6 separate regions of the Mus musculus genome follow, and regions 2, 3, 4, 5 and 6 are each linked to region 1. A link is a loop called in an ENCODE intact Hi-C map of the cell type or tissue named here. Cell type or tissue: gastrocnemius. All regions are shown on one strand. Region 1 overlaps Plekhm3 (pleckstrin homology domain containing, family M, member 3). Region 2 holds the start of Mettl21a (methyltransferase like 21A). Region 3 overlaps Ccnyl1 (cyclin Y-like 1). Region 4 overlaps Plekhm3 (pleckstrin homology domain containing, family M, member 3). Region 5 holds the start of Fzd5 (frizzled class receptor 5). Region 6 overlaps Ccnyl1 (cyclin Y-like 1).

Region 1 (4,000 bases):
TGTAACTGTGCATGTCACAGATTGTTTCATGACAGAACTTTGCATCCCAGCTAACTACTGACATTCCTTAGGCAAGGCAAATGTTGTTCCTAGCTAGCAGCTGAAATTGATCATGACCTTGTCAAATCTTGTTCCAGTAGACTCTATAAAGTCAGTATTGAGGACAGCGTGGGGATGGCCAAAAGAGGGTGAAGAGCAGATGACTGCTGAGATAGGAGGGGAAGAAGCCCAGTGTCCCTGGAACACTGTAAGATTGACAGAGTGGACCTCACTCAGAGCTCTTCAACAGTGCTATTCCTCTTTATCCCCATTCTCCTCGCCTCTCACAAACACTGAAATAGGAAGAGAAAGGTGAGAAAAGACCTCCCCCTAAACCAGATTTGTTCACCTACTAAGCTAAATTAAAGTTACCTCCCTTTCATTTGTGATGATAACTTACCACAAAGACAGACTTAATTGGAAGCCTGATGGAGAAATTTTTAATTCAAGCATTGTAGACTTATAAATATGCGTTTAAAAGTGAAAAGATCTCACCACCAGCCAAGAGTTTATGCTCTGTTCTTGCCCTGCATTGAAAAAAGCAAATGGTGATGGTCAGAATGAAAACCTACATTTTAAATTCACTAGAGTCACGATGGCCACCTTTCTATCGGAAAACAATGGACTTTAAGGAGGGTCTTAGTGACTGTGCATAGGAACTTTGCAGTGAGGATGGCAAAAGGGGAAACTCTGAGCCAGAAATACCAGCACAAGCAGATGTGCCACCTGTAGTTCTAACACTGGGAAGGCTTCGAGGCAGGAGGATTGCCAGTTTGAGACCAGTCTAGGATTGATCATGAAAACCTGTCTCAGAAAACAAAAACACGTTGAGAGCCAGCATAGAAGCCATAGGAGGTAATGTGTGTGTGTCTGTATATATGACAAGAGCAGACCTGTGCTGAACCAGTTAACTACTTTTGGAAGTGTTTTTGATAAGAAAATACTACCTTTAGTAGTTTTGGTTTGTTTAATTTGTCATTTATTTATTTTACTTATTCTTGAAATTGTTAGCATTTCAGTGTTTTTTTGGTGCCTATATTATTATATTTTGGAATTCAGGCATTCAGTAATACTCTACTAATTGCTTACAGGATAGGCATCCTGAATTCATAATATACTTACTTGTGTGACATTAGATTGCTGATAGAGTCCATAAATTCCTTGTAATTGGAAAATAGGAGACTAGCCCAGCCTTGTTCTCAAGTTAGTCACTGGAGTCTCTGCCTTAAGAGACTGTATAGTAAGAGAATGAAGAAAGCCCTGCGTGGGCTGTGAAGGCTGCCACTCAGTTAACACTTCTCACCTGTCTCTCAGTTTGCTTCCTGAAGGAGCATGCATTGCCCATATGTTGCATTGCATTGAGTAAAGGGAGTGTTGGAGAGCAGGCCCAGTGCAACTAAAGCTTGGAGAGAGAAAAACAGGGAAAGGCAAAGCGAGGAGCCGAGGCCCGAAGAAGGAAGCGAAGAAGAGGGAAAGTATTACATAATGGGTGAGAGCAGACCTTTCTGGCAGTGTCTGTCACCCAGTTCCCTGTGACACGACGCATCCCTTGGCTGTCTAAATTTGGAGCTTGATAAATCTGGACTGTTGGGGGTAGCTGAGTACGGAGAGCAGGGAGCTCAGCACAGGGTTACAAGTGGAATTGGGTTGCTCGCTTGCGCAGCTGGTGCTTCATGCTTCGGCTTGGCAGTCCGATGGGGTGCAGGTGCGTTTCTAACTCAGAGAGACCGCTAACTTGTAAGTGTGTAACGTACAGTGTACTGCATTCAAGAGTAAAACCAGTTCACTCCCTTTACAGCATATGTGGTTTGCAGGCATTTTCGTTCCCAGTGCTAAACCAGGAAGATTGTTTTTCTGCCTCAGGTTGGGAATTATTCTGTGTGTCCTGTAGGGGGCAGAGTCTCAAAAGAAAAAGAAAAAGAAAAGAAAAGAAAAAGCTTTGTTATACAAACCTGAATGTTTTTTAAATTAGTGGGAGGCTGTTAGTCGTCCAAGAGGTTGCTATAGCAGATGGCCCTTTTAAGGATCCATGCTTCTCTCAGCATTGGTGATTTAAATCACTTGCTTTGCTTTTTGTAACTGTGTGCTGATGACACAGACCGGGTGGAAAAGCAGCTAGAGAACTAGCATGTCTGCCTTCCAGGCTGCCAGTCAGTTTAGCACATTGGACTTCATGCACTCATTGAGAAGCAAATTCACAGACTTTCATGGCTTTAGTGTATCTCTTTAGACTGTTAAGTTTTTAATGTTTACTTAGTCCCTCCCCCATTAAATATTTTGGATGAATAAGGTTGCACTGAGTAGGCTCTTAATTCTGTTGTCATTTGGTTGCTATTTAGAGGAGCTACAAATATTGGCTTTTACATATATAAAATATGGACCGTTGGTCCTGTTTCACTAAATTCTTTCTCTAAGTGAAGACTTCTTAGGTCTCTTAAGTTTTAAACAGTTCCTACAGAGAAAATGGAGCATGACCATACCAGGATGCCTGAGGTTATGGTTTTGAAGCTATATGGGGAGCCATAACTCCATATTTCTTGGCTCATGCTTAGACTTAGGATAGTTGTGTGTGCTAGCTGCATAGCTTCCTTTCCAGCTCCGTGGCTGCTTAGCAAGCCCTTGCTACAGAAGCCTAACCATGTTCAAGTCTGTCTCCTGGGTACCCCTGAGCTCTCCAGAAAGCTAACCATGTTCACGCCAGTCTCCTGAGGACCCCTGAGCTCTCCAGTCCCACCTCCTGACGGCTGAGAACCCATTCCTGTGCTCGTTTGCTTATTCTCTGCTTGCCAAGTGCATGGCTGTGCCTGAGGTCAGAGTGTTAGAAATGTGGACGTAACCCCTTCCCTCATTAGACTGTAGGCAGCTAGGAATGTTAGATATTAAATAATAACATTGGTAACTGCCAAATAGCAGCCACGACCAGATTCACAGATGTGACAGCCACATTCCAGATCCCCGAGCCGTCAGAGGTAGGTAGAGCCAGGTAGGACTGTAGAAGATCATTTCTGGACTATAAAAAAGGCACTCAATGCAGATGAACTTCATGTTTGACCATGACGTCACAGAAAGTTCTTGAGCAGAGCAATGCATGCTGGGCGAGGTGCTGCAGAAGTGTTATTTGGGGATGCTTTTCTATGGCCTCTGTCAAAAGCGTCTACGATAGAAAATGAGGTGTGCTTCTTTAGTGAAACACAGGCTGGAATTCAGCATTGTATTTGACAATAAGGAACCTGTGATTTAAAAATATTAATGCTTAAAAGGTGATTGTTCAGTTTATTAAAATATCTAGTATATGGCCATAAGTGTTTCTAAATTTGGTTTTCATAACTGCCATGTACATTAGATTAAAACATGCTTGTTTTCTTTAGGAATTTGACATGTGTACCTACTCAGCAGATACATCGTTTTCTTGGTTTTGGGGCACACAGTTAAGTTTCCAGCAATTAAGAAACCTAGCAATTGAGTACAATAGTTTCAAGAGCCTGTGACTATATGGTGTGACAGGGATGCAGTGCTCACCTTCAAAACTGTTCCTCGTGAGACTGTTCTGTAGTCTGGGTGTGATTTGGATGGCCCACTTAGGGCAGTGCTCATGAGTGGGACTGAAGTTGAATGTGGGAAGGGACCAAGAGTGGGCTTAGGGCTGCCTCCGGTGCTTCCCTCTGCCGGTTTTATGGTCTGTTCCCTGGCTGCTGTTTAACCTCTGAGGACTGCTGTTGGTGACTGTGCATCTCTGGCATCAAGAGCTGTTGCTTTCCTTTTTCTTCCCCTGCAGCCCTGGGAGGGGTAAACTCAAAGGGGGGAAAAGTTTTGCTGTGAATTCTTCAGCCATTTAGTGCAAATTCCTGTAATTACCGGCATTGTGTCTCTTCTGAATGGCACATAATACAGCAGAAGCCATTCCTAATTGAGACCTTACAGGAGGTACAAATCCCCTCTTTGTTCAGCCTGACAAATTAGT
Region 2 (4,000 bases), 300 kb after region 1:
ATCCCCAGCCTCTGCACTTCAGTGTGGCATTCCCTGAACTCCTTCACTGTCAGCTAACTACCTCTGGCCTATTTGTATGTAGCCTACCCTGAGTATGCAGGAAGGCAGCCAGCCATCACTCTGTGAAGGGGCACAGGGAGGCTACATGTCTGAAGGGAACCAAGCTTGTTCCCTGTTTTGTCATATCCCAGGAAAGGACCACAGGAAGGAGCCCAGGGCATCTTTCTATAAGGAAAAAGCACAATCGTTATATTTAGATATATTTCCGAATCACCCCAGACAATGCAAAAAGTAGACCCTTTTGCATATCCTCAGAAAAACTGAAAGGAAGGCCAGGGTTGTTGGCTCACACATCAACATCTCATTCAGCAAGCCGAGGCAGGAGGATTGTCATGAGTTTAAGACAAGGCCAAGCGGTAGAGCGAGAACCTGCCTGAAAGAAAACTGAACAACCAAAACCAAGGGAGGCTGCCAGTGAAGTGTCCTCTCTGTTCTTAGAGGTACAACGTGGTTAAGGAGTCGAGTCCTCTTAACTGACAATGACACCTGGGAGTCAAGAGGACGAGGAAGATCTTACAAGCCTTGAAGGTCTCCAAAAGAATTCCTACCTTGCCAAACAGTCACACTAAAACATGTACCTCATTAATTTTGTATGAATCTTTTGAGGGCACATACATGTTTACGGTATGTGTGCTTTGTGCATACAGGGGACTGAAGAGGACACTGGGTCCGTGGCACTTAGGTGGAGTCTTGGATTTTTGTAAGCCATCATGTGGGTGCTGGGTTCTGATCCTGCATCCTTTGCAAGAGCAAAAGGCGCTCTCAACCACTAAGTCATTTCTCCAGCCCCTCTACCTCACTCACATTGGAAGTCTCCCAAGTTGTTAGCACCCCCCGTTGTGGTACCACCTAAGCAATGCTGCAGCACGCTCTGTTCTCCACGATTACAAAGGTTTCTTTCTCACTCCTGTTTCAGTTGTGAAGCTCCAACCGGGGACCTGGTGCTAAAGAGAGCCTGGATGTTAAGACACAAGCCTTGGCTAGGCATGGTGACACACAACCTGTAATCTCAGCACTTGCCAGTCTGGGGCAGGTGCATCTGAGTTTGAAGCCAACCTGGTACATATATAGTGAGTTCCTGGGCAGACAAGGCTATGTAGAGAAGAGAGATCCTGTTTTAAACTAAACCAAACCAAAGCCCTGGGATAGTGAGAAAGGAGCAACTACCCAGCTGCGAGGGGCTCTTTCACCCACGTTCTGATGGTAAGAACAATTTGTATGGTCAAGTATGAACTAAGGATAGGAAAATCCCTGGGCATATTAAAGACAGCCATATAGCAGGCTGAGCACTTAAATATGTACTCTATCAAATGCTCATTACTCTCTCCCCCAAGGATTAAACAAGTCTTTCTTCTCAGATATTTAGAGGCTCACCAGTGGTTTCTGTTTGTGCTCTCTTTAATGTCTACACTGCTATAGATGTTGATTTTCCTAAGCGGATGTGTGCCCTTTCTAAGCAAGTCGGCAATAATTACAACTCTGGGAGCTAGGAGGGGCAAAAGGAACACGGTAAGTAAATGTAATGTTGCAAATGCTCTTGTTGGCAGTGTGCTGGAGAGCTTGGGGGAAGTTTTAAAGTCATATACATATGTATGCAATCCTCCCCTGTGTGTGTATACATTTTCAGTGGAAAGATGGAGAATAGGGAGACAGAATGGTTAGCTAGATCCCAGGAATCTGGGGAGGTCAACCCATTTACATTTTTGAATGTTTTTCTGACCCAAAGTCTACACTTTCCTGTGCCTAGTTTAGGTCCCCAAAAGAAAGAAATAAAACAGAAAACACACGGAAGAAAGGTATTTCTTCTTCTAGTAACTACATATCAACGTGGTGTGGTCTTTTCACTTGTGCGTATTCACTGATGAAATCGGATTAGCTCTCTCTAGCGCAAAAACGTGAGCTTTAATAAGAAAAGGAAAAGGGGAAGCTGAGAAGCCGAGATAGCACAAAGCCATGGAGCAAGTAAGGAGAAAACTTACTAAGAGAAAAAACGGAGGAAGAAAAGACCCAAACAGGAAACTCAGTAACTTGAGGAAAGGGCTCTTACTGGTCCCCAGTTTACTGCAGGCCACTTGTCCCCAGTCTCCCGCAGCTGGTGCTGGAATGTGGAGGTCAGGCGCGCCCCCTGCCGGCCGGGAGAGGCGAGGGCGGTCGCGGCTCGGCAGGGTCCGGCACGCGGAGACCCTTGGGTGGCCAGGTCCGGGGATGGAGTTTGCAGCCGAGGCTGCCGGCCAGGATTTAGAAAGGCGTCCATTTCGGCCAGCAGAGTGGCGGCGTGGAGCGACGCGAGCGCCCGAGCGCATGTGGTCGGGCTCAAAACCCGGCCTGGGCGTCGCACGCCCACTCCCCAGCCGCGCCGTGGTTAGGGATGCTCGGTAGTGTTCTCTCCCACTTCACTGCCACCAAACGCGGTGACTACGTTTAGTTCTCTACTTCGCTACGCATCCTTGGGCGCCAACGTCGCCGACTAACTGTCCACTTTAAGGTCGGCCTTTCTCCCATGCAAGGCACCCCACGCCCCTGTGCACTCGCCCTCCCTGGCGCCCCAAAACCGTAGGGCCTCACAGGAACTACACAGCACGGGCCAGGGGAAAGCGGCGGTACCGGGGAAGGGGACCGGAAACCCGCGTCTCTCTTCCCGGAACCAGCTTCCACCGCCTTCTGCCAATCCAGCCTTTTAAGGAGGAGCTCCGCACAGCGACTGGGCAAGGCTGTGCGCTTGCGCGGCTCGGGTACCCTCCCGGAACCGTGAGTATCTACGTGGAGGCACTGCAGGGTGGCCAGCGGGCTGTGTGGGCGCCAAGCCTCCACCCGAGGGTCCGAAAGGAGTCTCTGCAGAGCCCTGCTCCCACCATGCTGGGTTCCCGGGACTCTTTCGTGGGCGCGAGGGAAGCGCATCTGTGGCCCCCGGGTGTCGTGCGGGACGTGCTTTTTGTCCCGCGGGTTGTCCGCCAGTATTGTCCGCTCCAGCCCCCAGGGTGACTCCATCCACTCTGCCGTAGGGAGCCTTCTAGGGTCAAAAGGCAGGGCGAACCCTTAGGATTTAGCAGAAGTACGCATTTGGCTCCTTTGTCCTAGCTGAACATGAGGATGTAGGTTGGCGGACCAAACAAACAAAAATGTGGGAGCTGGGTCCAGACAGATCAGGTGCCCAGGGCCGTCACTGTCACTTCGTGTACCGTTCTTTATGTAATGCCCAAGTAGTAACAGGAGCCTGTAGGGTGCCACAGTAGTTAGAGATTTCTAGGCGTTTCCTCCTCAGAGTTATTAGTTGACACCAATTCAGAGCCAATTTTCACTTCCCTCAAGTCTCGGAGGAAAAGCTGTTGAAGAAATTGGATGCACCTCAGTCTATTTCTTAGTTTGAACTTGTAATAACGTCAACAGCTTTTCCAAGTTACTTAAGTAAGATACAGCACTCAACTTCTGACTCTGGTGACACTCAGGATTCTTTTTGCATGACAGGTCTCAGCAGAGATAGACAGAAGAAATGGCCCTGGTACCCTATGAGGAGAGCGCGGCAATAGGGCTCCAGAAATTCCATAAGCCTCTCGCCACCTTCTCTTTTGCGAACCACACCATCCAGATCCGTCAGGACTGGAGGCAACTGGGAGTTGCTGCAGTGGTGTGGGATGCGGTAAGTCAGCACTGCAGGGCCTTTGAAAACATCCACAGTTGCAAGACTGTATTCTAAAAAGGAAATTGATGGCTTTATTGAGATATGATTCATATATAGTCTCCACCAATGTAAAGTCTGCAAAAACACTGGGTGGTTCAGCACATCCATGGTAGTACACCCATTACATTATTTACAGTTTTTCATGGTCCCTGCATCTCCTTGCCCACCAGGCATTCCCTTTGCCCCCTTACATACATTGCACTTTGCAAAGCTGAGGGAAGTGAAATGACTTAGTTAGCTGCCCAGTGAGGACCGGAAGAC
Region 3 (4,000 bases), 200 kb after region 1:
CTTCTGTTGCAGTGTCCCCAGAGAGCCCACAGGGCAGTAAGTGTGAAGCAATCACTAATTTTGGGGACCCCTTGTATTTTACTATGGGATCATGTTCACTGACCTGCTATGTTGTTGGCATTATGAAGCATCTTTAATACACTTGTTTAACACACGAGAGAGAAGAGATCAGAGGATGAGAAGCACCATTAGTAGTGAACAGGAAATGAACGCAGCGTGGACGCAACAGAAGTGGTCAGCACAGGACACTCTCTCTCTATGGCTCCAAACACACCAAAATGCCAGCAAGCAGCGCTTACGAACAACGTGAATGGCGAGTGTTTCCAGCAGCTTTCTGGTAATTTAAACTGATTGCCAGTAATGACTAGCAGCTCTGATGATACAGTGAGAGAACCTTTAATACCTAATGAGGCTACAATCTGCTCCTAGGTGGTTTCATGAGTGTTAAGAATCCTGTTTGGGGCTGAGGAGTGTTGCTCAGTGGTCAAATGCTTACCAAGCACTTGCTAGGTCTTCAATTTGATTCCCAGCACCACAAAAATGGAGAAGGATTCTCATGTTTTAATGGTAATACTGAAATGCATCAATTCTAAAAGCATATGCAGCAGTTGGGTGGGGCAGGGGCAAGAAAAACCAAAGTTATATGGTTAGTGTCTTTAAAGTCTAAAAATCTGAGCCAGGCATGGTAATCCCAGCATTTGGGAGGTAGAGGCAGGAAGATAGGAGTTCAAGGACAGCCTCAATCGTATACTTAGTTTGAGGCCAGCCCAGGCTATGTAAGACCCTGTCTCAAACAAAAGTCTAAACATTGAAACAATGTAAAAACCTCGCATATTTCACAGCCATTGGCCTACATGGTAAGCACGATCTGTGGTCAGCGCTGTTGCTGTGGAGTGGTTTCTGTAACCGTTTACATTACAAAGGACAGAGAGCTGTTGCTTTGACAAGGTCCCATTCTTTCCTATGGAGTCAGCAGTCACTGTCCAGAGTCTCTTGAATCCGAGGTCTTCCCATCCCGTGGAGTCCCACCTCTGCTGCTCTCTGATCAGGAGAGGTGCTGTTGCTCCAGCCTGTCTATGAGGAGTCCCTGGTGTTCTTACTCCTCGAGTCTCTCTCTTAAGAGAGGATGGCATTAGAGCGCTGAATACCAATGAAATTATCAGCGCTTAAAGATCTTCTCATAGCAGCTCTACACAAGTCTTTGTATTTGTCTTCACACAATCTTGAAATGGCCTAGAAAAGGGAATCAAACAACAGAGAGGTTTGAAAAGGAATGCAACTTTAAGGAAACAAAATAAAAAGCAACACAAACTACTCCAAGGAGCAGGCGAGGACCTCCTGGTATACTAAGCCATCCTTTAGATTCTTAACAAATGCAGCCACATGAGGTATCTGAAGAGAAGGGCAACAGTGCTGTCTTGCGGAAGGTACTTCCAGCTACTGACTAATCTTTCCAGAGTCCTGACTCAAATGCCTATTAAAGGGCAACTTTATTAAGTTACGGGAGAGACACCCCTGTCCTGAGAGTAAAATGCTGGCAGTGCACGCAGAACTCGAGTTTGCATTCCCTGGCATGGATGGAAGGGGCCAGGCACAGTGGCATATGCCTGTTTTCCCAGTGCTAGGCAGTGGTGATAGGAGAAGCCCAGGACCTCAATGGTCTGTCTAGCAACTGGTGAGCTCCAGATTCAATGAGAGACCTTATTTTAAATTGTAAATGAAGAGTGAGTCAGGAAGCCACCTATGCCAGCTGCAGATACATGTACCACGCACAGTTCTCAAAGACACAGAAGATGATCTGACAGGTTTTTACATCATCATCATGTTACTTGTGTAACCGTTTTTTTTAAACAGCACACACCTGTGCAGACATAATTAGTATTTACTCACTTTTCATTAGTCTAAAAACAAGGCTAACAAGGTGGGCAAATGCTGTATGCGATGGCAGGAGTCTAATGACTGAAGCATTTATAAAGTTGTTATTTCACTAGCACATTTAATAGTAGAAAAACATTCTAAATTACTAAGGGCCTTAAGGAGTTCCATTCTAAAGTATGTGAATCGGTATGACTTATTTACTGATTTTTATTAGTTTCTATTATTTCTAATTTAAATTTATTAAAAATTTTAAGCCAGAAATATCACCTTGCCTTATATAAGATACCACTTTCATTTTTAAAACATTTTTATTTATGATTGTGGTAGGGAGGAGGGGGAGGGCTACTCATGGATATCTGAAGGTGCTTGATCCATCTCTTAGAGCTGGAGTCCCACAATCGTGAAGCACTGGATGTGACTGCTGGTATTTGAACTCAGATCCTCTAGAAGAACAGGAAGCACTTTTCAATCTCTGAGCCAGCTCTCTGGCCCCATTACCACTCTTAACAAAGGTCTCAGTTGAGCCCCTAATGCTAATACAGTCATGGTATCTAAACCCTGACAATTTGTCAACTGAGTGAAATGAAGCAGAGTTGTGATTAAGGGTATAATTTCAAGAAGTTTCAAGAAGGGTTTTGTGGGAATACAGAGCTTAAATATGGAACAATTATTTTTATTTTATGTGCATTGGTATTTTGCCTGCATGCATATCTGTGTGAGAATGTCAGATCTTGGAATTAAAAGACAGTTAGCTGTGAGCTGCCACGTGGTACTAGGAATTGAACCCCAGGACCTCTGGACGTGCATTCAATACTCTTAACTGCTGAGCCATCTCTCCAACCCCATCAATAGGGAAACTATTAAAACTACATTACATTTGATTAAAATGACTCTGAATTATGATCAGAGGCGGCAATATTTACCTCTCTATATAATGTAGATACTTGGAGAAACCATAAAAGGCCCAGAAAATACGATGCCAAAGAGATAATGCCCTCTTCAATGTGTTAGTTTAAAGCTTTCCATTGTCTCCACAGATGCTGGCCAGGTGGCTGGAAGGAAACCCCACTTAGTGAACACAGCCTTACCTCTAGGTTCTGTGCTCTTTCTTTGCTGAGAGGAGCAAACAGAAAATTCAGGTTGTTGTCATCTGCTAAGGAGCGAAGGTCAAAGTAGTATTTGGCATAAACACTGGCAGGAACATTAATATTAAACTGGAGTAGCTCCAAGAAATGCCTTTCCATCTCATTCCTGGAGGAGGAGAAACATATCAAAACTCACACAGGACAATTTTAGTCAACTGGGCTATCTTCAAAAGTATCATTCAGAGCTTCTAGGATTGTTCTAAATTCTATTTTGGAACACGTGAAGACTACCCAGCTGGATTAAAATACTAATGTTCAAATAAGGTTCAGCTATTTGTGGTCCTTTCCACATCCCAGCGCTCTTGGGTTTGGGCGGAGGGGAAGGGTCCAGCCCTCTCATGCATCTGTGCTGCTGACTTGCAGGCTCATTCTTCAGAGTTCCATTAGTGCAGCTGTACGATTCATGCTTCGTGCTCACTCACAAGGCCTGCTATAGTGAGCAGATGAAAGGAATGATGTATGCTGTTTATTAGCTCTGAAGAACTTGCAGACATTTTCACCGGGCTGATAACAGGAAGGGGCTTATTGAAGTAGAGAAGCGCCAACAAAAGGAGTGGGCACATCACCACGGCAACAAATGGATCCATCGAGAGCTACGCTATTATCTCTGAGGGGGAAAAACTCTTGAGGCAACAAGGATTCATCTCAAATAAATAAATAAATAAATACATAAGCTACACTGGATGGGAAAGGCAATCCCTTCCCCCTGCCCCAGCACATAAGGCTATGTCAAAAGGGCATAATCCAAGTTTCTGCTCACCTTAATACTGCACTAAGGTGACAAACTCTTAATATGACAGTCAAGACACTCATTTTAAATTCTGGAAAGCAGAGAAATCAAAGGCAGATGTCCTGGCTACACTAAACCCACTTTAGTATACTACACCTAGTAGAGAACTGGACAAACAAATCTGGTTCCTGTGCAGAGAATAAGAACTGCAAGCATTTGCTGCCCTACCTGGGACACAGACACAGAG
Region 4 (4,000 bases), 130 kb after region 1:
TGTCCTGCTACTTCTGTTTTCACTATGGTCCATGCCCGCTCAGGACTCACAACAGCGTTCTCTGCCACCACCACCGGAATCTGATAGGACACCGTGGAGCCAGATCAGGAGTTGGATCTGCCATGAAAATTCAAAATTGCTATTTTCAGCCCAGAATGTCTCAGAGTGCATGAAGGCCCTTACTGTTTTCAGGTCTAACAAATGACTTGGTGCAGTGTTAGGTAGTTGTTCCACTGCTTAGAAACCATCGAAACAAAAGCAAGCCTGTGCATTTCCACCTCCTTTTTTTTCATCTCAGTAAATACCATACACGTAAAGCATAATGGAAAACGGTCCATTAATCTCCTGGAGCTGCTTGCAAAGCCCAGGGAACGGCTTTTCACTAAACAGCCATTCCCTGGTGTAGCACAAGAATTCCCTCCTGCTAGTGCCAGAAACTCATGTGTGACACCATCCAGCCCGGGGGAAGTGTTGGCACCCAACCCCACCGTTAAGAAACCAGTTCCTAAAATAGACCTGCATTTGCACCGCAGTAGGAAGGCTGCAGGGTGCTCCAAAGGCAGTCAGCTCTGATGGGAGAGGAGTTCTTTCCAGGGCTGCCTGTTCCCAAAGTTGGACACAGCCTTATATGAAAACCATGCAAACTCTGTCTTCCCCCTGACTTCATGTGCTGAATAACAGCCATCTTTTGGGAGTTTTTACATTTGATGAGCTGAAAGGTTAACTGCTTCTTGATTCTTCTATAATAGGCCTCTACCAAAAAAAAAAAAAGGAGTGTGTGATTACAGTGCCTCGGGATTCGAAGGTTCCAATACAGTCTGAAATAGCCCCGTGCTGTGATTCCCCTCAGCTGCCCCAAAACAAAGGTGTCTGTGTCACTCTGTCACTGTGGCTGAGTTGCAGCACACCCTCGGTGAGGTCTGGCCTGTCTCTGCTTGTCATGTGTGCACACTGCACATGAGCACTGACAGATTGCTTTCTGCAACTCCTCCAGGAAGCTTGGCTTGCAGCCCTGCAAGTTCATTCTCCATCCGTGGCCCAGAGATCTCCAGACACAAACTACCTATGATAGCAGGAGCACAGTGATACAGGACCACAGTAATGCCACACACCCTGAGCACCAAGAGCAAAGCCCGCTGCCAGCAAGGAAGTAGAGAAAAGTTCTGCTGCTAGTTCAGGGGAGCTCTGCCCTCTCACCCTGCAGATCAGCTCTGGGTCTTCTCCCAAGCTTTGCTGAAATAGTCAGATTAGAAATTAGGCTTTGACCCTTAGTTGGAATACTGCCTGTTCCCAACACAGACTATTTTATTTTGTTTGATTTGGTTTTTCTTATGGTAAATAGGGAAGTGTGCAATATTGTTTTGGGAGTTTTCTACATGACTTTTCATCTTCTGAAATAATGTGGAGATGTCAGGAATTTGAGACAAAGGGGAAAGAAGCTAGCCCTTTCTTCCTTGGCCACTTCTCCCTGGAGCCTCTGGCCCTTGTCATCCATTCCTTGGTACTGACTCAGTAGTGGTGGTGGGCATTAGGAACGTGGCTCACTGCTCTGCCTGTCCCACTCGCCTGACCCCAGCATACTACAAGCTACGTGAGTAAACCCCTCAGCTAATCTAACCAATGCTGATCTCTGTCACAGGGACAGTTTCTTAACAGTTAAGTTTTAGCACCCAGTAGTCTCTCTGTAGGCACTTCTGTCCTTTAGATTCAAAACTCTCTGACTTGAGGTTGTTTGTTTGTTTGTTTGTTTGTTTTCTGGTATGTTTTAGTGGGTGCGGGGCTAAAACAAAAAAATCTACATCACTGTAAAACTCTGGGTGAAAGGGAAAATGTAGCTGAGCCTCTCCAGCATTTGCCAGTGTGTTTTATGTAAGATGGGTTCCTGGTGACCATGGCATGTAGCACTGTCTCCATAGAGTAGGCTCTGATGTGATGGGAGGCACTAGTGAGAGGGACCCAGGCTGCTCTGCTAGGGCTCTGCTCTGAGGGAAAAGAGACGCTGGCTGCTGTCGTTTTAGAAAGCTCCCTAGTGAAGCCACTTGTTTCCCAGGCCAGATGAACAAGACACCTAGGACAGCTCTTCCACAGTTGGGCCCATCTGGCCAGCCTTGGAAGCTGTAACCCAGCCCTGTCCCCTCCCATGATTGCCTTGCCTGCTTGCTTCCTCAGCCCTGGGCCAGGTTTGAGGCTCATGTTAATAAACCACCTAGAGACCAACTGGCCAGCGGCCCTTCCTTCCCACCGGTTCATCTCCCTGTAGGAGTGCCTTATAGTCTAGTCTAGTCTCTGACCCACTTGAAGCCTGCAGGACCCTTCAACCAACTATGGATCCCTTCGCGCTTCCCTGCTGGCTCTTGTTCAGTACACAGCCCACCTGGAGCCTGTGTATTCCGAGATGCACGTCCACCTTTGCTTAACCTGGTGCCTTAACTTCACAAGTAAAGGGATTCACATTGCAAACGCATTATCTGAGTGAAACATCAGTTTCTTCGGTGCCATTGGCACTTTTACCAGGAAATACAATAGGCATAATCATACAATGTTTTGACTTTATTTTATGATGTTTCTCAGCCACTCTTTGTTTGCTTGCTTTCATTAACCAAACTCAGGGGAATGTCATGTCACCACAGTCAATGGGGAAAGAAAGAAAACTAGCTATGCAGAAGTGAATGACAAAGTCTGTGAACTTAGTCTTTACTAGGTTCAGAAGTGACATCAACAGGAGGATTTTTTTCCTTTATTGTATAAAGATTCTCTTTACTTGCCACCTGTGTTCCACGTAGAAGGTGGGAAGCCTCGGGGATGTGTGTGGATGACAGTGTCCCTATTTTCGCCGGGGCAGTCCACCAAGCCACCGGATCAGGCCCTCATTGCAGTGAGCTCTGCCTCTGGTTACCTGTCCGGCTCTTACTGTAAACAGTCCTTACCTGTCTCCAAGGAATGATAAAGGGAGGAGGACGCCAAGACTGCAGGTGAAGAGCAAGAGTGTGTGACGTGGATGGTCCTGTATAGCTCGTTCTCGGGCTCCTAGCTCAGATCCGAGTCATTCCCCTTCCTTCTGCTCATGCGGTACAGAAGCAATCAGGATGTGCCTTTGAGCTGTTCCTTCTCTCTGTTAGTTATTCGCAATAGCTAATGTGCTAGTTTACGTGGTCCCTGTTGTCTGGATCTGATTGCCTTTTTTGGTTAATTTATCCATATTTTTGTTTACATTATTTTTAAAGCTAGTAACTGTAATAGTATAAAATTGAAGTTGTGCTGTTGACAGGACATCTCTCTCTCTCTTTTTTTTTTACATTTATCTGTCACAATAATTTAAGTGCACCTGTTCCTAATGTATAAAGTTCTCTCCCTCTCAATAAATGACAATGGAAGTACTTTCTCTCATATCAGCTTTATTTAAGAAAAAAATCTTCAGGAAATGGGGAAGTGAGCCCTTGGCAAAATCAAGATTTGAGGTCTATTGAGAGTGGGCTATTTACTTTTGTAGAAGAAGGGGGATTAAGACCTTTTTGTTTGATGTGTGTGAGAGGTTTGCTGTGTGTTTGTATACTACACTCATGCTTGTTGCCCAAGGAGTTCAACAGAGGGCATTGGATTCCCCTAGAACTGGTTTTATAGATGGTTGTGAGCCACCATACGGGTTCTGAGATCTAAACCCAGGTCCTCTGGAAGAGCTGCAAGCATCCTTAGCTGCTGAGCCATCTCTCCAGCCCTGCTGTGCTTTAAATATCTCTTACATCTGGATTTATAACCTTATAGTGTTCTCAGCCTTTTCTGCATTTACAGAAAATATTACCGGAGTTTGCTTTCTGTTGATGTGATAAACACTGTGGTAGAAGCCTCTTAGGGAGGAAAGAGTTTTCAGGCCAACCTAATCTAGACGTGACGTAGGTAGCCCCTCAGTTAACACTCCCACCCCAAGTGACTCTTGGTTGTGTCAAATTGACAAGAAAGGCTAAGGAGGACAAAGGTGTAACGTGTGGAAGAAGCAGTGTCT
Region 5 (4,000 bases), 180 kb after region 1:
CTATAGAGTGTTGGATTTAGAGGTCTGAGCCACCACACCCAGCCAACGTTCCCTTCCATTACTACTGTAACTACTTGGGATCTCTAAGCAAAAGTCAGATTTTTGTTGTTAAGGAAGGTTGACAGAGCAGTAAGACAGTAATGGTCTAGGCAGAACCAAGTGGAACAACCCAAGGTTCCTGGGTGAATTCCAGTGTGAGTAGTTTACATTCTCCAACTTCCAAATAATTTTTATTATTAGCCAACACTTGTCCATCGCAGCAACATACACAGCACATAAAGTGTAGCAGCCTCCCTTGGCATGTCGGCAGGCTGGACATACTTTCCACTACGGGTCCTTCCTTATCTGACTGGTGTGCTATAGTTTTTCACCCCTCCAATAATTCTTAGCCCGGGATGTTTCTAGACCCCGAGGGCCAAGCAGTTACTAAGAACTAAAGAGATTAAATTCTAGGGAGATAGAATAATAAAAGAGGTAGAATTCTAGGGAATGAAGCAATATACATTATAAACATTTAGCTGTGATGTCTGAGATTAAACACGGAGTTTCATTAGCCTCCACAACGCCTTGCTGATAAACTGAAGATGGCTTTTCAGCCCGTACAGACGGCACAGAAGACAATAACAACCCAACAGATCTCAGTCAGTGAGGCCAGTTCAGAGTCCTTCAAGTACTCCTATGCCCTCCCCTACTTCAAATCCCTCCCACTCCCCTCCCCCAGCGGAAGGAGGAGTGAAGGAGCAGTCTACAATTTAAAGCCTCTTCATAAGCGTGTGAACGAATTTCAAGCATGCTAAACACCTCGGTCTCCCAGCCTAATTAGAACTCGTAGAAGAGAGGCATTTGTGGGACATTTAAAACTTGGAGTATACTAACCCATCAGGAGAGCGCCACTGCGTGTCCCTGCGTTGACTGTGCGCAGCAGGTCTTTTCACGGTTCCCACTGCCCCAGTACGCCCCGGTTATCCGGTCTCAACCTCGCCAGAGTGCACAGCAGCCAACCCTGGGGGACCAAGCACCCTGAGCTGTACACTGCTCCAGTTCAAGAGTTTTTCTCTGTGGGCAAATTCGGATCTGCCAGGGATTATAAACCGCAACTGCTAAGGACTAACGTCTCTAGAGACTTCCAAAACTGGAAAGAAATTCATTCTCTTGTCACAAGGACAAGATTTTGTTATATATAAAAGGGCAAAGCCTGGGAAATATCGATATTTCTAAGGGAGGGGTGAGTGGTAAAGATTGTGAACTCTGCTGCCCAGCTTCTGGTTTGGGATTCCAGGTCAGAGCGCCTATTGTGTGCCAGGAGCTCGCACAGGGAGGGGCACAAGTTTGTCAACGTCTCTGCTGTCTTGTTAGCTCAGCTGTGTAGGTCAAGTTCTGAGGTGTTCTGGCCTCAGAATCCTACGGTATCCAGATCGCGTATCAAGGTGTAAACGATTAACTAACACGAGGTTGCTCATTAAGTACTAGCACGTCTGTCACCTAGCACAAGGCAGCTTAGAAAGAGGACAGGTGGCACAACCGAATTGACCTCTCATCCCTTTAAACAAGCGCCAGACCTCGATAAGGACACTCAGCTGGAGAGAGGTGGCCTGGTGGAGGCCCTGGAAGCCGGCGTTCAGAGAACAGAGCCCTCAGGAAAGTGAGCACCATCCTGGTGAACCACCGCAGAGAACTCCAGAAGGACTTGGGGCCAGGTTTCCCGCCCGGGTTCTCTGGGAGGACTCATTAGCATTGACCCCGCCCTCGTAACTTCCCGGTCCACTATTGGCCGACGCTCTTCCGCTGCCCGCTCCGGGCGGGGCCGCGGGGCGCTCGCGGAGAGGCCAGGACAGCGGGGCGGTGGGCGGGGACCCGGAGAGCGATTCGTGGGACGGCCCAGCTCGGGGCAGGGCGGGAGGGGGCGGGAGGGGCGGTCCCGGGGCGGGGCCTCCCGGCGGGCATTAGAGGCAGGTGACCCGGGCGGGGCGGGAGAGGGCAGTCAGCCTGCGGCCGCGACTTGTCCTCTGCCGTCGCGCACAGCTCGGAGCTCCCTGGAGGTGGGCGAAAGAGTGCGAGAGCGCGGGGGAGGAGCCGAGCGGGGCGCGTCCCGAGAGCGCCGCCACCGCCCCCCGGAGTCTGCTGGAGCGCGGAGCCCCCTGCAGGGGAGGCGGCGAGCGGCTGGCGGGACGCGGCGGCGGGTGCGGACTATGCAGTCCCCGCCCGACCAGCGCTGGCTGCTCGCTGTGCTGTGAGGTGGCGGGGTCCCCTCCGGCTGCCGCACCCCTCCGCGCAGTTCAAGTGCTGCCCGGCGCCCTTGCCCTTCGTCCCGGCCCCGGGACGCCGGTGGAAGGCACGGCCTGCCCCTGCCTTGCTCTGCCCGAATCATGCAGGGGGCCCCGAAGGAAGAGAAGGCGAGTGACCGGCCCGCGCCGCCCATGGTCGAGGGGCGCCCTGCTCTCTGAAACGCCCTCCACCTGCTGCCATGTGTCGCCGCCACAGGTACCTAGCTTGTCGTTAAACTTTCCCAGCTCTGGCCCGATTCGGAGTCGCGCGACTGAGGAGCCCGGCTGGTCGCAGACATCTGCCGCCCAGCAGGATCCTCCGAGGTGAGAGCCCGCGTCTTCCCAGTTCACCCGGTTCCTCTGCCCCCATCTCGGGGACTGAGCTCTCTGGCCCCAGGCACAGCCTGCAGGGCCGGGCCAGAAAAGAGAGGCGGGCGCGGGCAGTGGGGTGGAGGGGGTGGGGGCGTCTGAAGTTTGGTTCTAGGAGGAGGGGAGGAAAGGAGTTAATCTTGAGATTGGAGCTGGTTTGCGGAGACCAAGTGGTTGGCGCTCCTCTAAGAGGAGTGGTTGCGATTTTTCTTTTCCCCTACCTTCTCTTTTAAGAGTTCTGTCCTTGGAGTCGGAGCCCTAATCATCCCTCCAGCCCTATCTGGTGTGGAACTGAGTGCTGCCGGCGGAGGCAGCGCCTTCCAGAAACAGTTTATCTTTGGACGGATTTCTTTAAGAGAAAAAGAAACCAACAGGTTGCCAGCCCGGGCGTCACACTCAAGACTCCGGAGAGGGAAGCCCCGGCCGCAGATTCGTCGGCCAACGCAGACCCTCTCAGGCAGCGGGAGGCAAAGGGAAGAAGGAGACGATGGCTCGACCCGACCCGTCTGCGCCTCCCTCTCTTCTGCTGCTGTTGCTGGCGCAGCTGGTGGGCCGGGCAGCGGCCGCCTCCAAGGCCCCGGTGTGCCAGGAAATCACGGTGCCCATGTGCCGAGGCATCGGCTACAACCTGACGCACATGCCCAACCAGTTCAACCATGACACGCAGGACGAAGCAGGCCTGGAGGTGCACCAATTCTGGCCGCTTGTGGAGATCCACTGCTCACCGGACCTGCGCTTCTTCCTGTGCTCTATGTACACGCCCATCTGTTTGCCTGACTACCACAAGCCGCTACCACCGTGCCGTTCCGTGTGCGAGCGCGCCAAGGCCGGCTGCTCGCCGCTCATGCGCCAGTACGGCTTCGCCTGGCCCGAGCGCATGAGCTGCGACCGCCTCCCTGTGCTGGGCGGCGACGCCGAGGTTCTGTGTATGGATTATAACCGAAGCGAAGCCACCACCGCGTCCCCTAAGTCCTTCCCGGCCAAACCTACACTCCCAGGACCACCAGGGGCGCCATCTTCCGGGGGCGAGTGCCCCTCGGGAGGCCCATCCGTGTGCACGTGCCGCGAGCCCTTCGTGCCCATCCTGAAGGAGTCACACCCACTCTACAACAAGGTGCGCACCGGCCAAGTGCCCAACTGCGCGGTGCCCTGCTACCAGCCGTCCTTCAGCCCGGACGAGCGCACATTCGCCACCTTCTGGATTGGCCTGTGGTCTGTGCTGTGCTTCATCTCCACGTCCACCACCGTTGCCACCTTCCTCATTGACATGGAACGATTCCGCTACCCTGAGCGCCCCATCATCTTCTTGTCTGCGTGCTACCTGTGTGTGTCACTGGGATTCTTGGTGCGCCTGGTAGTGGGCCATG
Region 6 (4,000 bases), 200 kb after region 1:
TAGTGGCCATCACTAAGGCTATGCTCTCAGTGAGCTTGGGGCCTGCAGAGCGCTGCTGTAACTGGGCAAGTGCTGAGTGTCCTCATAACCCAGTGAAACCTCTGAGCTGCTTCTAGGACTGCCTGAGAGGAATCCTGGAGCTTCCTGGCTCATGAGACCATTTCTAAAAACAAACTCTCCACATGCAGAGTAAAACTTTTACTTTTGTACCTCACAGTTTCTGTTATAAATGCTCAGATTAAAAGTGGGGACAGCAAGAGTAAATAGACAATGAATGACTCAGCCTCAAGCTAAACCTTACAGAAGACTAGATGCTCTGAGACATCAACACAGGCAGATCCTTTCAAAAGCCCCTTAAAAGGGGAGGAGGCTTTTAAAAAGTAATAGCATATATACTGTACTATGCTGTCCTTGCAAAGGTCACCAAAACCAACAAGAAAAATAATTTATCAAGCATATTATTAAACATATTATAACAAGACCTACCAATTAATGATGGAAGCTATGAACTGCTGTAAAGTTAGAGATAAGAATGTAGTTTTATGACTATTTCCACTGCTTAAGTAGCTGCTTAGTTAACTTATTCTTTTGAACAGAAATACAATATAACAAAACACATACATGGTGGAAAGTTTTAAGAACTTTAAACAAGACTGGGCGGAGGTGGCACACGCCTTTAATCCCAGCACTCGGGAGGCAGAGTCAGGTGAATTTCTGAGTTCGAGGCCAGCCTGGTCTACAGAGTGAGCTCCAGGACAGCTAAGGCTATACAGAGAAAAACCCTGTCTTGGAAAACAAACAAAAAAGAACTTTAAACAAGAGTTTTAAACAGCCTTTAAAAACATTCTTTAAGTTTTATGTAAAACTTTATAGTAGCAAATTAAGAGTACTAGAAAAATGGTTCTGAAAGCATTCCAAAACCTTATATACTCACATGTCCTCAACCGTAATGTCCTTGAGGATCTGGCAGTAGTCTACATTCCATACAGCCTGGTCATCCCAAACCTTGGAGGCAAGAAGAATGGCTCCCAGAACAATTCTTTTCCAGTTGGTGGGACAAATGTCGATCTCAGCATAAGTTAGGAGCCTCTCTAAGTAAACCTGAGGAATAGAGAGCTGAGCTTTAGTTCATGGTGTGTGCTGAATGTGTGGATGACAGGCCTCCTCTGTGCTTCCCTAGGCAGGTCTTCAGAGACTCTGCTCTACCTAAGCAAGAGGCTAGATCTAAAGCTGCCCACTCGGCCCATTCATCAGAACAAGGACTGTCACTAGTTAAGGGCATCCTGAAGAGTGAGTGATACTGGTGTCATTTTCATGCTTGCAGAGCAGCAAACAGGCTCAGTGCAGATTCAGGCTGTTCATTAAACCCAAGTTTCTCACATGTAATTTTACAGGCATGCTAATGCTGGGCTTAAGTGTATAAAAACCAAGCTACCCTGAGATTATTTAAACCTTTCCCAGTTCACAGTAACCCTGTGTGGAACTAGGACAAGAGAGCCTCCCAGTGGCTGCTGGGTAGAGCAGCATCACAGGCACTGTGCCATCACAGAGCCACCTGCACCTAAGGATGGTCCTTTACACAGTCATTTCCCCTTCTCTGCTCTCACTTCCTAAAAGCCATTTTCTCTCTTACATAATCTGAAATTTCATTAATTCCCTTGCCTTTAATCACTGCACAGACTGAAGCAGGCAGATCATGAGTGTTTGCTTTGTTAGACAGGGTATCACTATACATACAGCTCAGGCTGGCCCTGAACTCCTGTTATGACTGTTTTCTGACGCGGTTTTAAATCTCCTCTAGATTAGTGACCACCCTAGAGACAATGCAAGTGCTATGCTAATGCAAACAGTCCCGTTTGGAGGACGGCAAGAGAAGCTCCCCAACAAGTATTTATGATCTTTAATTGGTAGAAACTAGATGTCAAGTTCAGCTGTGGAAGGCAGCCCATATATGGTATGAAGTGCTTTTTATCAAGATAAAAAAGGCAAAAAAGGAATTTACTTGTAAGAGATAATCACTATTTTTTTAAGGTCATTAGACTAACGGCTCAGATTTCGTAATGTTCTTCAAACTCAATTTTTTTTTCCCAAACACAAATGTCTGCCAAATATGACACGTTCTCTATGAGTTTATCCTCCAGCCCCCATACTTGGAACTCTCAACTATCTGAGGAATGAATCTTTCTCTCAGGACACCCCGGCTGTTCCAGAAGTAGTCAGAGAGCAGTGGCGCACTGGCAAACCGTGGCTGCCCTTACTGACAGGTATGGTAGGTCCTGGTCCTCAGTAACACTTGTCCTGTGTCACTGCAAGAGAGGACTTGGTTTTCTTCAAACCAAAGCCAACTCTTGTGTTTTGTGGGTCTGGCTCCATTCCACTGTGCACAGCATCTCAGCCAGAGATTAGTTCAATGTCAATGTCTGGTTGCTCTGTTCAGCTCAGCTCAGCAGCAGATCACGAACATGCCAGCCCACCTCCAGCCAACCACTTAGTGCACCCACTTGTTTCTGTCTCTGGCTGCTATCACTATTCTGAAACAGCTCTTGCCAAGCCATTCATCAGTGCCTTCACTTAGAGATTCAGACCTCTTTACCTCTCCACCTGCCTGGTTGTAGAAGCTTAAACTCTGTTATCCTTCTCCAGTCTGCAAGCAACACCTGTCTGTTATTGGCAATCTAACAAATCTCTATCCTGGGCATTTTTCACTGCTTGCACATACCATTGTACAGCTTCCTAACGTTCTACTTGCCTCTCTTCTGACCTCCAATTATAGTCTATCTCTCCAAAAACAGGTAGAAAAGCCTCCTAAATTAATGTCACTTTCCCCATGCTCAAGACTTAGCAATAGTCACTAACCAACCTGGAACCTCCCTCCCTGTGAGACTGACCCCTAATTTCCCTTAGTCCTTACTCCCCCCACATGGCCATCCTACTTTCCTTGAGTACATGGAATGTTCTTTCATCACAGACTTACCCAGAGGATCTCCATCTCACTAATGCTGCGACCCTTTAATGCAGGACCCATAACCATAAAACTGTTTTTGCTGCTACTTGATAACTCTAATTTTGCTATTGTTATGAATCATAATATAAAATATTTTTGGAGATAGAAGAGGTCACGACCCAAAAGTTGAAAATCATTGGTCTGGCACTGCTCCACTGCCTATAACACCTAAGCTTCTTGCTTCCTCTTTGCAGTTAGGCTGCTGTTTAAATGCCACTTCTCTAAGGAGGTATTCTGCTCATTTATCTAAAACAAAAACTCTCCAGTTGTTTTTACCATGCTTAATTTTCATGGCTAAAAGCAACTATCTGCAAAAACACCCGTGGTCTTCCTTACCAGGACATCATCTCAAGGCAAGACTTCCATCTCATGTGCTCGCTCTCACATTCTTTCTCTCTCTCTCCTCTCTCTCTCTCTCTCTTTCTCTCTCTCTCCCACCCTCCCTCCCTCTCCCCTCCCTCTGCCTGGTGCTACAACAGAGGTGTGGAGCGCTTGAGGCCTCTTTCAGCATTTGCCTGGTGGGAGTGCCTTACCATTGTGGGAGTGTCTTATCTTGCCTTCTATTACTCATTCCTGCATTTCCTCCTCCCCAGTAGACTTGTCTCTCAAACACTGAAGATAGATCTGTGAGGGCTGGCTGCCTATTTTCATTGCTAATGTTCTCTGCACTTCAACAAATATTTTTAATTCTTTACTTCTGACTCAAATTCACTCTGCAGTCTTGGCTATTCACTGGCCAGGCAGGGCCATTCTGTTCTTCCAGGAATGCAGCTTCCCTCACTAACAAGGACCTTGCCACCTCTCTTTCCAACCCAATTTCACAGCACTGGTGCCCACAGGGCGATTCTGCTCATGAACACAGCACATGGCTTCTTCTGAGTCTAACTGATGGTAAAGGAGGAGGTAGTCACCTTTCCTCAGGGCCAAGCATCTGACTTATCTCCGTGCATCTGTTGTAGGGGCAGTGAAATCCTAAATGCTACAATAACATGCACT

The links. A loop is a pair of places that touch in the nucleus more often than their neighbours do. Peaks named below come from ENCODE experiments on the same cell type or tissue, not always from the same donor. Only the 100,000 strongest peaks of a DNase experiment are listed, where the experiment ranks them.
Region 2: a loop joins it to region 1, with 2.1 times the contacts of the local background. A loop is called at or near these places in 14 of 42 quality-filtered maps.
Region 3: it touches region 1 in a loop (5-fold over the local background); 25 of 42 quality-filtered maps call a loop at or near these places.
Region 4: it touches region 1 in a loop (2.8-fold over the local background); 6 of 42 quality-filtered maps call a loop at or near these places.
Region 5: a loop joins it to region 1, with 10 times the contacts of the local background. A loop is called at or near these places in 22 of 42 quality-filtered maps.
Region 6: a loop joins it to region 1, with 4 times the contacts of the local background. A loop is called at or near these places in 20 of 42 quality-filtered maps.

What each region holds. Positions count from the first base shown.
Region 1 is chr1:64,917,028-64,921,027 of GRCm38, reverse strand. The region is part of intron 3 of Plekhm3 (pleckstrin homology domain containing, family M, member 3); the gene reads left to right. Among named protein-coding and RNA genes, the nearest start is that of Gm51628, 32 kb to the right of the region's middle. In gastrocnemius, a CTCF peak has its summit at 1,917 (motif pointing right); DNase peaks (open chromatin) are centred at 1,767, 1,911 and 2,085; H3K4me3 peaks cover 1,205 bases; H3K27ac peaks cover 2,120 bases.
Region 2 is chr1:64,615,970-64,619,969 of GRCm38, reverse strand. Mettl21a (methyltransferase like 21A) reads left to right here and starts at 2,206. Exons shown (of 3, transcript NM_025964.4): 1 at 2,206-3,697. The coding sequence starts at 3,551. In gastrocnemius, a CTCF peak has its summit at 2,195 (motif pointing left); DNase peaks (open chromatin) are centred at 888, 2,211 and 2,742; H3K4me3 peaks cover 2,672 bases; H3K27ac peaks cover 3,021 bases.
Region 3 is chr1:64,720,756-64,724,755 of GRCm38, reverse strand. Ccnyl1 (cyclin Y-like 1) reads right to left here. Exons shown (of 10, transcript NM_001097644.1): 9 at 2,967-3,129; 10 at 1-1,233. The coding sequence ends at 1,117. Among named protein-coding and RNA genes, the nearest start is that of Fzd5, 15 kb to the left of the region's middle. In gastrocnemius, no CTCF peak of the experiment used is centred here; no DNase peak of the experiment used is centred here; H3K27ac peaks cover 276 bases.
Region 4 is chr1:64,788,498-64,792,497 of GRCm38, reverse strand. It overlaps Plekhm3 (pleckstrin homology domain containing, family M, member 3), which reads left to right. Exons shown (of 8, transcript NM_001039493.1): 8 at 1-3,377. Among named protein-coding and RNA genes, the nearest start is that of Fzd5, 53 kb to the right of the region's middle. In gastrocnemius, no CTCF peak of the experiment used is centred here; DNase peaks (open chromatin) are centred at 2, 481, 979 and 2,169; H3K4me3 peaks cover 451 bases; H3K27ac peaks cover 1,254 bases.
Region 5 is chr1:64,735,721-64,739,720 of GRCm38, reverse strand. Fzd5 (frizzled class receptor 5) reads left to right here and starts at 1,971. Exons shown (of 2, transcript NM_022721.3): 1 at 1,971-2,588; 2 at 2,868-4,000. The coding sequence starts at 3,121. In gastrocnemius, CTCF peaks have their summits at 899, 2,124 (motif pointing left) and 3,809 (motif pointing left); DNase peaks (open chromatin) are centred at 1,866, 2,524, 3,279, 3,667 and 3 more places; H3K4me3 peaks cover 3,607 bases; H3K27ac peaks cover 2,732 bases.
Region 6 is chr1:64,715,232-64,719,231 of GRCm38, reverse strand. It overlaps Ccnyl1 (cyclin Y-like 1), which reads right to left. Exons shown (of 10, transcript NM_001097644.1): 8 at 935-1,101. Among named protein-coding and RNA genes, the nearest start is that of Fzd5, 21 kb to the left of the region's middle. In gastrocnemius, a CTCF peak has its summit at 1,510; a DNase peak (open chromatin) is centred at 1,513.